2 separate regions of the Homo sapiens genome follow, and region 1 is linked to region 2. Evidence: chromatin contacts called from ENCODE Hi-C or POLR2A ChIA-PET data. All regions are on one chromosome and are shown on one strand. The core of a region is the stretch at or near the end of the contact, and the rest is flanking DNA. Distances in the headings are between cores, read along the strand shown.

Evidence for each region. A loop is a pair of places that touch in the nucleus more often than their neighbours do. ChIA-PET counts read pairs that join two places held with the same protein, here RNA polymerase II (POLR2A). Pooled maps may share reads with other maps.
Region 1: a map of B cell shows a loop between it and region 2 (21-fold over the local background). The contact joins the promoter of SMYD5 here to the promoter of RAB11FIP5 in region 2. A Hi-C loop is called at or near these places in 7 of 168 maps with a recorded cell type or tissue (B cell, CD4-positive, alpha-beta T cell, CD8-positive, alpha-beta T cell and 3 more), 1 of 37 single-sample maps with no recorded cell type and 17 of 50 pooled maps. POLR2A ChIA-PET finds 5 or more read pairs at or near these places in 8 of 52 experiments (CD4-positive, alpha-beta T cell, HepG2, PC-9 and 5 more).

The regions. Positions count from the first base shown.
Region 1 is chr2:73,212,812-73,215,557 of GRCh38, forward strand. SMYD5 (SMYD family member 5) reads left to right here and starts at 1,434. Exons shown (of 13, transcript NM_006062.3): 1 at 1,434-1,551. The coding sequence starts at 1,456. RefSeq lists enhancers at 1,290-1,584, 1,372-1,611.
Region 2 is chr2:73,111,651-73,114,350 of GRCh38, forward strand. RAB11FIP5 (RAB11 family interacting protein 5) reads right to left here and starts at 1,298. Exons shown (of 6, transcript NM_001371272.1): 1 at 697-1,298. The coding sequence starts at 1,127. RefSeq lists silencers at 1-149, 1,307-1,396, 1,467-1,626.

The DNA.
Region 1 (2,746 bases), core at 184-2,683, 100 kb after region 2:
GCCAACTATCTATCTCCCCCAAGTCCGTGGACTATTCGCTCCTTGACACCAGGTTGCAAGCTTGAGGAGAGGCAGGGTCAGTTTCAAGAACCTTTCTCTGTCCCTGCCAACTATCTATCTATCTATAATTATTTGATAGATAATTGTGGCTTGATCACGGCTCATTGCAGTCTAGACCTCCCCAGGTTCAGGTGATCCTCCCACGCATCACCACGCCCGGCAAATTTTTCTATTTTTTGGAGAGACAAGGTCTCACTACGTTGCCCAGTCTGTTCTTGAGCCCGGGAGCTGGAGGCTGCCGTGAGCCGAGATCGCCCCATGCCAGTATGGGCGACAAAGCGAGACCCTGTCTCAAACAAAACTCACAAAATCAGGGGACAAGGAAACAAAACAAGGCTTGATAGTCAGGCCTAGCTGTGGGGACAAATGCCATAGGTCTGTGGTTTGCAGCTTCTTGGGGTCCTGAGAGAACAGGCCCCTCCCCCTTTTCACGACAGTGTGTGCATATGCACACTCACTTCTGTATCCAGTTTCAGAGGTTCTCAGATCTGAGGTCCCCTATGGACTCCTCCGCTACCCCCGGTTGCAAGGTCCCTAAGCCATTGAAGAATCTGACAGAGGCACAAGTCCACCCTGACCTTTGGCAGGACTGTTCTGCTGCCAGAGGGATTACCGAGAAAGGAAATCTTGTCCTGGACTCTTCAAGTGGGGTGAGTGAGCTCCGGGGTATAAGCTAGTCCTTCCCTTCAGGCTGAGAGCTAGACAGGATAGGAGTAAGTTGGCCTTCTGCTGTCCCACTCTAGGGCTGGGTCCAAAGAGCGCTTTACTCAGTGAAGACAGGCCACTGTGTGGACAGAGACAACATACATAGAAACATGCATCGGAGGCCGGGCGAGGTGGCTCACGCCTGTAATCCCAACACTTTAGGAGGTCGAGGCGGGCGGATCACTTGAGGTCAGGAGTTCGAGACCAGCCTGGCCAACATGGTGAAACCCCTAAAAATACAAAAATTAGCTGGGCTTAGTGGCGCACGCCTGTACGCCCAGCTACTCGGGAGGCTGAGGCAGGAGAATGAATCACTTGAACCTGGGAGGCAGAGGTTGCACTGAGCCGAGATCGCGCCACTGCACACCAGCCTGGGCGACAGAGTGAGACTATCTCAAAAAAAAAAAACCACAACAAAACATGCAACGGACTCAAAGATACACACATCAAAACTGTACGCGCACACAGACTCTGATACAGAGGTACAGACACAAAAAGGCACCGATGTAAAAGCACAAAGGCAGGCCCAGTTACACTCCCGTCAACAAACCACGGAACCTAAATTCAGACTTGGTGGAGCCCAAAACCTCGCAGCCTCAGGGGCACTCTCGCCGGGGGCGGGACCAGAAGGGGGTGTGGCCTCTCAGGTCGAGGCGGGGTTAAGGGTCATAAGGCGGAGGCGCGCCCAAGATGGCGGCCTCCATGTGCGACGTGTTCTCCTTCTGCGTGGGCGTGGCGGGCCGCGCGCGGGTCTCCGTGGAAGTCCGTTTCGTGAGCAGCGCCAAGGTGAGGTCGGGGCGGGTCCTGCCGGGAGCCTCTCCCCAGTCCGGCCATGGAGACAGCCCGGCCGGACTCCATGCCCGGAGCCCAGAGGCTTCTGTGCCGCTCGGACGCTACGGCCCTGCCCCTGCTCGCGGCCCGGGGGCTCCCAGTCTGTCCCTGCGCGCAGGCTCGTGGCGCGGTCACGCGATAGACCCGGGCCTCCGGAGTCTCCGTGCGCATTTCCTCCCAGCGGAATTCGGCCAGCCCGCGGGAGGCCCTTCTGTGGCTGCTCGGGGCGGGGCTAGGGGGCTTTGCTGCTGTATCCCTGGAACGGTGGGCGGGGATGTGCCGGGCAGAGAGAACTGAGGTGTAAAAGAGGGAGTCCTCACGAACTTCATGTGTGAGATTTGGGTGAGGGGATGAGGAGAGAGGCCAAGATCCTTCACGAGGGTCCTTGGAGTGCTGAGGAATTTGGACCAGAGTCCAAAGGCCGTGGGGGCATTGGGAGAGTTTTTAGCAGGAAGGTGACGTGATTTTGTCGTTTTTATTGTGTTCCAAAAGTTCATTGTAGAAAAAAATACAAAATGCATGTAAGGAAAGAAAATACAAAAATCACCCATACTTCTATACTTGTGCAAAGATGAGTACGTTAAAATTACATTTTTAGAAACTGCTTTTTGATGCAGCAGTGAATCTTTCAATATCAAGCCTATTTCTACATATTAAGTTTTAAGAGCTGAGTAGTAGCTTCTTCCGTGAGAGGGTCACAGTTCACTCAACCAACCCCTTATTAATGGACCCTTTATTGTTGTATGGTATTTTTCATCCCCAGAGTCAAAAGTCTTAGAGCTCATTTTCTGTGCAAACATCCTCTTGTTTTGTCCAGCAGTATTTTTTTCCTAGTTATCTTTGCCTATTGATATGTGTAAAATTATATTTGTTCTCATTTACGTTTCTTTGGTTACTAGTGAGGTTGAATAATTTATCCTGTGTAGTGGCTGTGTGTATGGTTGGTTCTTGCCCAAGACGTAAGACCTCTAGTTGTCTGTTGTCTGCTCTCAGCGTCATCATATTGATCTAGTTTTCCAGCTCAACCTTCCGTGCCCCCTTTCTGCTCTAGAGGTATCTGGAGCAGTTTGCTCCTTCCCTGGTAAATCAGCTTCCCTACATCCCTGGTCTCCTTACCTGTTCCTATCTCCATCTCCATAGTCTCTAGTGC
Region 2 (2,700 bases), core at 48-2,547:
CCTCAGGCAGGGCAGGGCAGGCAGGCAGGCCACTGGAAGGCTGACTCAAGTGTTTCCTTCCTTAACTTAGAAGCTCCTCCTATCCTCAGACCAGGGACACAGGACACAGAGGGACAGGATGGGGGTGGGGGGGTGACATCTCTAGATAGTGGAGGGCATCTTGAGAGCAAGAGGCAGATGCCCCCTGCAGCCAGCTTCTACGTTTAGCGGGGTAATCAACATTCAACCTCGCCCTGGAGGAAGACACCTGGCTTTCCTTCCCCCGTAGGGCAAGGCTGCGCCTCTCCACTCCCCTGCCGGACAGGCGCCCGCAGTTCCCCTCCCCTTTGAGGAAAGGGAGGCAGGCCCGGAGGTTCTAAGAACGGCCCCAAGATTTCCCTTCTTGAGGTTTCCATAGCCCCAAAGCCTCTGAATCTCATTCCTAACTTTACTTGACAATCTACTCCTAACGTTCGCCACCACTTAAACCTCCCCCAGGCCTCCCAGGGACCACCAGTGGCTGAGCCCCACACAGCGCACGTTTGGGAAGCTTGAAGACGACCCCGAAATGCGAAGAACCAACGTTTCTGTCGGTTTACGCCCTTAAGCACGAGGCAAGGGCTCACTGGCCCGGCTGAAGTTCGGGGTCCTGATCCCCCACCAGCCCCGCCCTGTTAGGCCTTTAGCCGTTTCTGTGCCCCCGCGCCCCCTACTCACTGCGTGTGCTGGGCGCGGCCTGCGCCGAAGACCTCGTCCAGCGCCACCGTGGCCTGGCCCAGGAACTTGTCGACGCCGATGAGCGAGCGGTGCATGGTGGTGAGCACCAGCTCGCAGGCGGCGGCGGAGCTCGCGGCCCAGGGCGCCGGGCCCGCGTCGGCCTCCTGCGCCCGCAGCAGGCCATCCAGGGCCCCCGGCGGCAGCTCGAAGGAGCACTCCTCACGCCACTCGGGGCAGCCGTGCGTCTTCTCCACCACCGACGTACTGTACTTCTCGCGGCCCACCTGGATCACCGTGTACGCGTCGCTGGTGCTGCCCGCTCCCGAGCTCTTGCCCCGCAGCCCGCGGGCCCGCAGCACCGTCACCTGGACGTGCGTGGGCAGCCAGCGGGAAGGCCCCGCCGCCGGCTCCGCGCCCCGCACCAGGGCCATGGCGGAGAAGCGGGGGGCGAGGTCTGGCCGAGCCGGTGCAGACCCCAGGACCTGGTGACAAACCCGGCCGCGGCAGAAGGCGGTCAGGAACCAACTCTGAGCGCCGCCGCAGCTGCGGGCTGGGCTGGGCCGGGCCGACCGGCCGCCGCCTCCCCGCCTCACCGGGCCGCTGGCCGCGGGCCGCGCCGCGACGTCAGCGCCCCGCCCCCTGCCCCGCCCCGCGCCCGCCGCCCCAACCGGCGAGGCGGTGCGACAGGGATGCGGGCACGCAGCTCGCGCCCCGGCAGCCGCAGACCAGCCCGGAGCGGGAAGGGGCGGTGCGCGGCCTCTGCAGAGGGTGGGCGGAGTTCCCGCGGTGGCCCCGCCCCTGGCTGGGGGCGCCCGAAGCAACCCGGCCTCGCTTGTGGGGAGCCCTACACCCGCGGCCAGGTACGAAAAACCCGCTCTGCGCCTCCAGGCCAATCCCACGTCTTCCTTCTAAAAGTCCCTGCTCCGGAAAGCCCTCTCCGTAAAAGGGTCCCGGCCCGCAGTTCCTGGGATGGCCAGCCTCTTGGCGCGGACTTGGGGTGATGGGGACCCCCGCCGCTCCCCTGACCCCGGGCCGCGCTCTCCCCTCCTCCAGTCCGCCCCTGCGGGGGAAAATGCCGGAGTGAAACTGGAGCGATTGCCGCCCCGCCACGTGACGGTCCCGCATCGGCGACCTGGAAGCGGGTGAGCTGCCGCCGCCTCCAATCTCTCCCGGCGCAGGGGGCCGGGATGCGGCCATGCGGCGGCGCGGGAGGCCCGAGAGCGGGGCTCACCCTCCTCAGACTCTGCGGCGGAGAGCCGAGTGATGAATAAATGAGTAACCACATCAATATTTAAGTGTTCACTCGGAGCCTTGGGGCCAGTGTGTCACGGGTTGGGGGAAATTACAGGCCCTGGTGGGGGGTTAAATAACTACTTCCACCCATTATTAAGTGCCTACTGTGTGCCAGGGCCTAAGTATTAACGTATACTTGGTTTATTATTGATAATAACGATGTTTAGTAATTATAGATGCTGAATTTCAGCCAACTCTGGTCAGTGCGCTTTTATATGCATTACCTCATTTTATCCTCAGAGCAACTCTGTGGGGTGAGTATGGCTTTTATCCCTATTTTCCAGAAGATAAAATGTCAGCTCAGATGGGGGAGGGTTGTGAATCCACTAGATGCCCCCAGAGCGTTTTTTTTTTTTTTAACTTTCAGAGCCTGTACTTTTAAAATAATAATTTAAAAATAATACACACAGCTTTTTTAAAAAAATCAAATAGGACAGAATGGCTTGCAATGAAAAGCAAGAACTCCCTCTCCATCCTTCAATCCAGGGATGCTGCTTAAAGCCACTGGTGTTTTCAGGTCTGATGGTTACCTCCACATCACTACATTAAGATGCTCACATAGCTACATCTGCATTTATCAGGACTGGCCACTGTCTGTTGCCTTCCTCCTATGATAGATAATGATTTAGCTGGCTCACACCCACTTCCATCCCTCAATCTTGTGTAGTTATGCTATTATTTTTAGTTCCTCTATAGCAGGGGTCCCCAACC